Regions from separate parts of the Homo sapiens genome. Here regions 1 and 3 are each linked to region 2. A link is an interaction called in ENCODE POLR2A ChIA-PET data of the cell type or tissue named here. Cell type or tissue: Panc1. All regions are shown on one strand. Region 1 overlaps CREBBP (CREB binding lysine acetyltransferase). Region 2 has its middle 15 kb from the start of TRIDDENT. Region 3 overlaps ADCY9 (adenylate cyclase 9).

Region 1 (2,500 bases), 78 kb after region 2:
CTTAAGGTGAAATGCTGATTTCTGATCATCATTATTAAGAATGGATCCTGGAACAGATGTAGGTACCATTTGTCTTTCAGTGTTTAGGAGTGATCCCCACCTAACAGTCTGCATGCAGACCACCGGCTTGGGTTTCCTAGTATAGAAGTGAATGTCCTCTGTACCTTGCTTGGTAAACAGTTGCCTTTCCTGAGGCTGGCTGAGTTTGGCTGTAACTTTCTCCTTCCTAAGTCCCTACTATTTTCCTCATTCCTCACTGGGTCTTCCCAGCCTCGTATGAGTGTGATAGAAATGGGGAAATGTGTAGCCTCTCTTTTCTCTCATTTCAGCTTAATGAAAGGGGTAGCCTCCTGGTTGGCAGCCAGGAAGCTGCAAAAGGGAAAATTCCTTTCCCTAGCTATGGAAGTATGACAGGCAGTGTTCGCTATTTGATATCGGCTGGTGAAGTTTCCTTGAGGTGCAAATGCTCTGGGTGCAGGGTGCCCACAGTCTCCTTTTCTTTGCATTCTCCCGGGCCCCCTGGTAACGGTCAGAGAGAAGAGGGCTTACCTGGGACTGGATCGCTGTCAATCGTGAACCTTAGGAACTTCCGATGATACAGATTGCTCTTGCTTAACCCATGTGTTGGGACACTTTGGTGTGTAGAAAGCAAAGCTGTGTTGTGTTGCAATATCCTGGCCTGCCTCCTTCACTCCCCTTTGTCAGTTTTGCTGAACTAGGGAATATGGAAATGTGGTGACAGTGGTAAACAGAAGGGTGATGGTACGACTACGTGTGCGCCCTATCTTGCCTTTTAAAAAGCCACACCTGTATATTTGGTTTTACACATATTCATATGGTGAATTACAGAAGAAGAATTTGTCTAACTCTGCCTTCACCCAAACAGCTGGTATATGTATTTGGACTGAAATAGGATGAAAAAGTGGTCACGGTGGTCAGAGTGTAGCAGACCAGTGAAAAACAAAAACACTAGCCCAGGACATAAGCCCTGCTTACAACTTTGAAACTTGCCTGTGAATTTGATAAGAACTAGAATAAACCATAAATGAAAACTGATAGCTCTGAGAGTGGCAGGATGATGGGTGAAGTTTTTAACTCTGGGGCGTTGGTACCCTTGTTTTACAGGTGAGGGTATGAAGATGCAGAGATGAAGCAGTTTGCCTAAGGATGCAGGATTTCAACTCCTGTGCTCAGCTTCCAGCTGTTCTGTTCCCATTGTTCTACACTGAGGCCAGCCCTGCCCTGGGTTTCACTAAGTACTCTCTGAGTTTATCTGCTCTTCTGTGGCCTGGCCTCCCTCTCCTAGGAAGAGTGCTTAGGGATGTTCAAAATAGCCAGTTAGGTCGCCTTTTGCAGATTTTTCCAAACTTAAATATAAAATATTTGGCCCTTGTTTGCTTCTGGGTTACAGTGCTTGACACGGTCTCTTCATCCTCGCCCTGGACAGAAAGGAAGGAGAGCTGATCTCTAATGGTAATGGCTCCAGTTCCTGGTTTAGATGAAGTTTCATTTTCATGCTCATCAGTTAAGGAACACTGCATTTTTAAAAGTAGTTATTTTGGGCTGCAGTGGCTCATGCCTGTAATCCCAGTGCTTTGGGAGACTGAAGTAGGAGTATTTCTTGAGGCCAGGAGTTTGAGACCAGCCTGGGCAACATAGCAAGACCCCATCTCTACAAAAAAAAATTTTTTTAATTAGCTGGCAAGCCTGGGAAACATGGCGAAACCCTGTCTCTCCAAAACAGTACAAAAATCAGGTGGGTGTTTTGGTGCAGGGCGGAAGCTGCATTGAGCCTGCAACTTCACTGCACTCCAGCCTGGGTGCCGGAGCAAGACCCTGTCAAAATAATTATTTAATTAATTCATTAATTAAAAATAAAATAAAAAATGAGCTGTTTGTGGTGGGGCACACCTGTGGTCCCAGCTATAGGGGGCTGAAGCGGGAGAATTGGTTGAGTCCAGGAGTTTGAGGATACAGTGAGCTGTGATTGTGCCATTGCACAGAGGTGACAGAGCAAGACCCTATCTCTAAAACATAAAATAAAAAATAAAATGTTGTTATTTGGGGGGGTACATATTTTCTTTTTTCCTTTTATTTGTAGTTGACATGTGATTGTATATATTAAGGGGTTACAGAATATTTTGTAACATGCATGCAATGCATAATGAGCAAATCATAGTAATTAGGATATCTACCACCTCAAACGTTTATCATTTGGGTTGGACAAAAATATTTATTAAGGAGTACCGAGTAAATTTGTGTGTGCAGGTGGACAAAGCCTGGAGGGCAACAAACAAAACAGTAGTTATGATAGAGAGGACTTTTTAATACATATTTAATAAATATTGTACAGTTTGTGTCTGGACACCTCAGTGAATCTCCAAATTTAGGATAGCAAAATAGCGTAAAAACTATGGATTGGAACCCTCAGAAGCATGTTGAGACCTATTTCACCAGGTACAGGCCCTGTGCCCTCATGGAACTGTCTGCTGTATCCGGG
Region 2 (2,500 bases):
AGGGTGTGTGGGGACCCTCTGCGGAGGTCGAGCCAGGCATCTCTTCTCCTATATGCTCACTGCCCCATTGCATTGCAGACAGGGACCCCCAGGGATTTTTAAACATCTGTGCCAAGATGCGCGGGGCTCACCAACCCCACCAAGACATATGTGCTGGGCGCTGCCAGCCTGGGGCAGGAATGGCCACAACCCCACAAGGTTGCAGGCAGCACACCTGAGTCCAGTCCTTCCCACACTTGTGCCCAGGCCCTCTGGGGACAAAGGATAAAGGGCAGAACATGGCAGTGCACAAGGCAGGGGCAGGTAGGGGAACCAAGCCTGGGGCATCCAGGTGTGGGGGGACTGCCAGGGAGAGCCTTCCCAGGGAGGCAGAGAGAGGGTAGGGGCTGAGATCACAGGTACTTAGGCCCCAAGCCCCTGGTGCACATCACACTGTCCCATCACTTACAAAACACACATTCGAAGATTACATTATTAAGAATTTCAGCCCAGCATGGTGGCTCACACCTGTAATCCAGCACTTTGGGAGGCCAAGTGGGGCGGATCACTTGAGGTCAGGAGTGTGAGGCCAGCCTGGCGAACACGGTGAAACCCCATCTCTACTAAAAATACAAAAATTAGCCCGCGATGGTGGTGCATGCCTATAGTCCCAGTTACTCGGGAGGCTGAGGCACGAGAGTCGCTTGAACCTGGGAGGCACAAGTTGCAGTGAGTCAAGATCGCACCACTGCACTTCAGCCTGGGCAACAGAATGAGAATCTGTCTCAAAAAAAAAAAAAAAAAAAAAAAAAAAGAATTTCAGGCTGTCGACAGCAGAGGTTTGAAGCAAGCATGGCCCCTTCAGGGTGAGCTGTCTGTGGCTGCCCAGGTCTGTGAAGCTGGGCCCCCGTGGGACCCTTGCTAAGCATGACGGTTCCCAGGCCCTGCCTCAGATCCAGGAAGCAGAATCTCCAAGATGCCCTGGAATCCTACAGTTAAAGAATGCCCCAGGCAGTTATTATCAGGGAGTTGGGAGTCAATGCCCCAGGTTTCCAGATCTGGGGATCATTAGATTCCTGGGCCCCTCCCCTGCCGACTCACATTGAAAATCCCTAAATTCTACTCTCCTCTTCCCTCCCTACCACTGCATGGAATTCTGCTAGATTTTTAGAGCCGCTCTGCCTGGATCCCGTAAGTGCCACCCCCACCATCCACTAGCTGCGTGATTATAAACAAGCTGCGTAAACTCTCTGAGCCTCATTTTTCTTATCTGTGAATGGGGGGGTGGTGAGAATCGAACCTTCCTCCTGGAGTTGTTGTAAGGATTCAGTGAGTTGCTGTAAACAAAGTGTTCAGAACCATGTCGGCTACATTGTAAGTCCAAAATAATAGCTGTAGCTGTTTTTATTACCACGGGTTCTCAGCGCAGGGCTGCATATGACAATAACTGTTGTTTGCTTTCTTTGTTTGTTTTTAGTTTGTTTTTAAATGCCAGTGCCTGGGTCTCACTGGAGAACAATGAGACGCGAATCACACAGGGATTCTGATGCATGAGGATTGAGGCACACTGATACTGAATTGGGATTCGCTTTGTTCATTCCCTTATGTGTCATGGAGTTCCTTCCTTATATGCGGATATACAGATCCACACTATCATTTTTAAAAACTTTATTTTTGAGGCCTGGCATGGTGCCTTACACCTGTAATCTCAGCACTTTGGGCGGCCGAGGTGGGCAGATTGCCTGAGGTCGGGAGTTCAAGACCAGCCTGGCCAACATGGTAAAATCCCATCTCTACTGAAAAAGTACAAAAATTAGCCAGGCCTGGTGACGGGTGCCTGTAATCCCAGGCTGGGAGGCTGAGGCAGGAGAATCACTTGAACCCAGGAGGCAGAGGCTGCAGTGAGCTGAGATGGTGCTACTGCACTCCAGCCTGGGCGACAGAGTGAGAACTTTTTATTTTTGAGGTAGTTATCCTATCATTTTAACCGCTTTATGTATTCCATGGTACAAACATATCACAATCTAGTTAATCTCATGTATTTTTGGTGTTTTGTTTCTGTTTTCTGAGACAGGATCTGGCTCTGTCACCCAGGCTGGAGCGCAGTGGCATAATCACTGCTCACTGTAGCCTGGACCTCCTGGGCTCAAGCAGTCCTCCCACCTCAGCCTCCCAAGTAGCTGAGGTGCACGCCAGCATGCCCAGATGATTTTTTAATTTTGTTGTAGAGATGGGTGTCTCACTGTGTTGCCCAGGCTGGTCTCGAACTCCTGGACTCTAGCAACCTGCCTGCCTTGGCCTCCCAAGGTGCTGGGATTATAGGTGTGAGCCACCATGGCTGGCCTAGTCCCATGTTATTACTGTTTCTCCACCGTACTCATTCCAAAACTCTGTGAGATAAAACTATATCCCCCTTTATGCCTGGGGATCGTGCCAGTCAAGCTCAGAGTTGTTAAGTATCTTATCCAAGGTCACAGAGTTAGAAAATGGCAAAACAGATAACTGATCTGGTCCTTTTTTT
Region 3 (2,500 bases), 82 kb before region 2:
GGGCATGGTGGCAGGTGCCTGTAATCCCAGCTACTCAGGAGGCTGTGGAAGAGAATTGCTTGAACCCGGGAGGCAGAGGTTGCAGTGAGCCGAGATCATGCCACTGCACTCCTGCCTGGGCAACAGAGCGAGACTCCATCTCAAAAAAAAAAAAAAAAAGAGAAGAATATTCCGCAACTTAGAGCTTTTCCTTTGCATGATATGATGTTTACAGGCGAGGTGGCTCCGCAGCCTCGGTGGCCTTTCTTCCAGCTGAAGATGCCCACAGGAGGTGTCAGTGCAGGTATAACCACCTGTGGGTCAGAAGAAAATGCCTTTGCAAGTAAATCTCCTCCTGGATGAAAAGGCCCATCTGTGTTCCAGGCAAGGACAGTGGCCGCTTCTGCGTTTCTGTGGCCAAGCGTCTGGCGTGCGGGTGTGGCTGGGCTCACCATGCTGTGCGGGCTACACCTGCTGCAGGAGAAGTGTGTTTGTGCTCGAAGAAGACAATGTGGGTGTCGGCCCGGCGTTTTTAGGTTGGACTACAATAGTGAGAGCTGCAAATTGGATGATTCTTGGAGCTATTTCATGAAGGTCAAATTTTCTTTTGTTTTGTTTTATTTAATCTCTCCCAGACTTCTGAACTTTTGCTATGTTGAATTTTTAGTTCTTCAAGGTTATTTGGCCTTATTCTTGACTTGCATGTTTTTCTGCCCTAGCTCTACCACATTATCTTTTTTTTTTTTTTTTTGAGAAGGAGTTTCACTCTGCTGCCCAGGCTGGAGTGCAATGGTGCGATCTTGGCTCACTGCAACCTCTGCCTCCTGGGTTCAAGTGATCCTCCTGCCTCAGCCTCCCAAGTAGCTGGGATTACAGGCGTGCATCACCACGCCTGGCTAATTTTCGTATTTTCAGTAGAGACAGGGTTTTACCATGTTGGTCAGGCTGGTCTTGAACTCCTGACCTCAAGCAACCCCCCGCCTCGGCCTCCCAAAGTGCTGGGATTACAGGTGTGAGCCACCATGCCTGGCCCACATTATCTATTTCTAAGCCTTTAATATTTTTCATTTACCTGCTACTGCTCACTCTACCTTGTATTCTCAGGGAGGGTGTATTTCTTCCCAGCTTTATTTTATTTCTTCTCTAAATCTCAGAATTATTGCACCTTGTTGATGTTCACATTACTGTATTTAGTTTATTTTATTGTATTATTAATATTATTATTATATTTGAGACAGGGTCTCACCCTATCACCTAGGCTGGAGCATAGTGACACAGTCATAGCTCACTGCAGCCTTCATTTCCTGGGCTCAAGCAGTCCTCCTGCCTCAGCCTCCCAAGTAGCTGAGATCACAGAAATGCACCACCACACCCAGCTTCCTTTTCTTTTTCAAAAAAACAGCTTTATTGACGTATAATTCACATATGATGCAATTCACCCTCTCAAGTGTATGATTTGGTGGTTTTTAGTATATTCATGGTGTTGTGCAACCATCACCACAACCTAATTTTACATTTTCGTCACCCCAAAAAGTAACCCTGCATCCGTTAGCAGTTACACCCTCTCTCTCCTAAACCCATGGCAGCCACTCATCTGCTTTCTGTGTCTACAGATCTCCCTATGCCAGACATTTCATATAAAGGGGATCACCTAGTTCGTGGCCTTTTGGGACTGGCTTCTTTAACTAAACATCATACAGCTTTATTTCCATTTTCAGTGTATTCCCTTTTTTTGTTTTCAAGTATTTAGTGGCTACCTAGTCTCAGATTTTAAATTTAGTTTTTCCTTTCTCTTCTTTCTATAATCTATTTTTCATCATCTACACTGTGTGCTTGAATCAGCACCTCTTAGAAACCTACGGATGAGCTGTTAGCTCTCTAGGGACAAGAACACGGTCTGGGACCCCCGTCCCTGCTGCAGGTGTGACCTGACCCCCTCCCTCTGCCGACGTGACCTATCCCCCTCCCTCCCGTCTGTGGCATCTGGTGCATTTGGTGCTGTCATTTCACAAATAAAAGGTGATCAGCTGGTGGTCTGTTTCAGTTCTGGTATCTTTCCCCAGCTCTCTTGTTTCATAGCCTCTTCCCATTATTTAAACTCTGCTCTGTTACAGGATTCTTAATAGTTATTGCAGACCTTCATTTCCATTTTGTTGTCTGCAACTCATTGTTGAAGTGCCATTTGTTGCTTCTGAACAGCCCATAGACACTTGGACTTGAATGCATATGACTCTCTTCTTGTGGGTCCAGATCGTCACTCACTGACTGTCCTCACATTCACAGCTGTTCTCAGGACAAGCACCGTCTTTCCCTTTTTCGGATGTCCCTGTTTACCTGAATCAACTCATTTAATCCTCACAACAGCCCTGTGCTATGATATGACCATCATATCACAGCATTTTCGTTTTCTTTTTCTTTTATTTTTTTGAGACAGGGTCTCATTCTGTCACCCAGGCTAGAGTGCAGTGGCGTGATCTCGGCTATCTGCAACCTCTGCCTCCCGGGTTCGAGAGATTTTCCT

The links. ChIA-PET counts read pairs that join two places held together with the same protein. Peaks named below come from ENCODE experiments on the same cell type or tissue, not always from the same donor. Only the 100,000 strongest peaks of a DNase experiment are listed, where the experiment ranks them.
Region 1: POLR2A ChIA-PET joins it to region 2 with 5 read pairs; 5 of 35 experiments call an interaction of 5 or more read pairs at or near these places.
Region 3: POLR2A ChIA-PET joins it to region 2 with 7 read pairs; 2 of 35 experiments call an interaction of 5 or more read pairs at or near these places.

What each region holds. Positions count from the first base shown.
Region 1 is chr16:3,855,678-3,858,177 of GRCh38, reverse strand. All of the region lies in intron 1 of CREBBP (CREB binding lysine acetyltransferase), which reads left to right. Among named protein-coding and RNA genes, the nearest start is that of CREBBP, 24 kb to the left of the region's middle. In Panc1, no CTCF peak of the experiment used is centred here; no DNase peak of the experiment used is centred here.
Region 2 is chr16:3,933,919-3,936,418 of GRCh38, reverse strand. No RefSeq gene overlaps it. Among named protein-coding and RNA genes, the nearest start is that of TRIDDENT, 15 kb to the left of the region's middle. In Panc1, no CTCF peak of the experiment used is centred here; a DNase peak (open chromatin) is centred at 1,338; H3K4me3 peaks cover 606 bases; H3K27ac peaks cover 2,466 bases.
Region 3 is chr16:4,015,874-4,018,373 of GRCh38, reverse strand. All of the region lies in intron 2 of ADCY9 (adenylate cyclase 9), which reads left to right. Among named protein-coding and RNA genes, the nearest start is that of TRIDDENT, 67 kb to the right of the region's middle. In Panc1, no CTCF peak of the experiment used is centred here; no DNase peak of the experiment used is centred here; H3K4me3 peaks cover 162 bases; H3K27ac peaks cover 975 bases.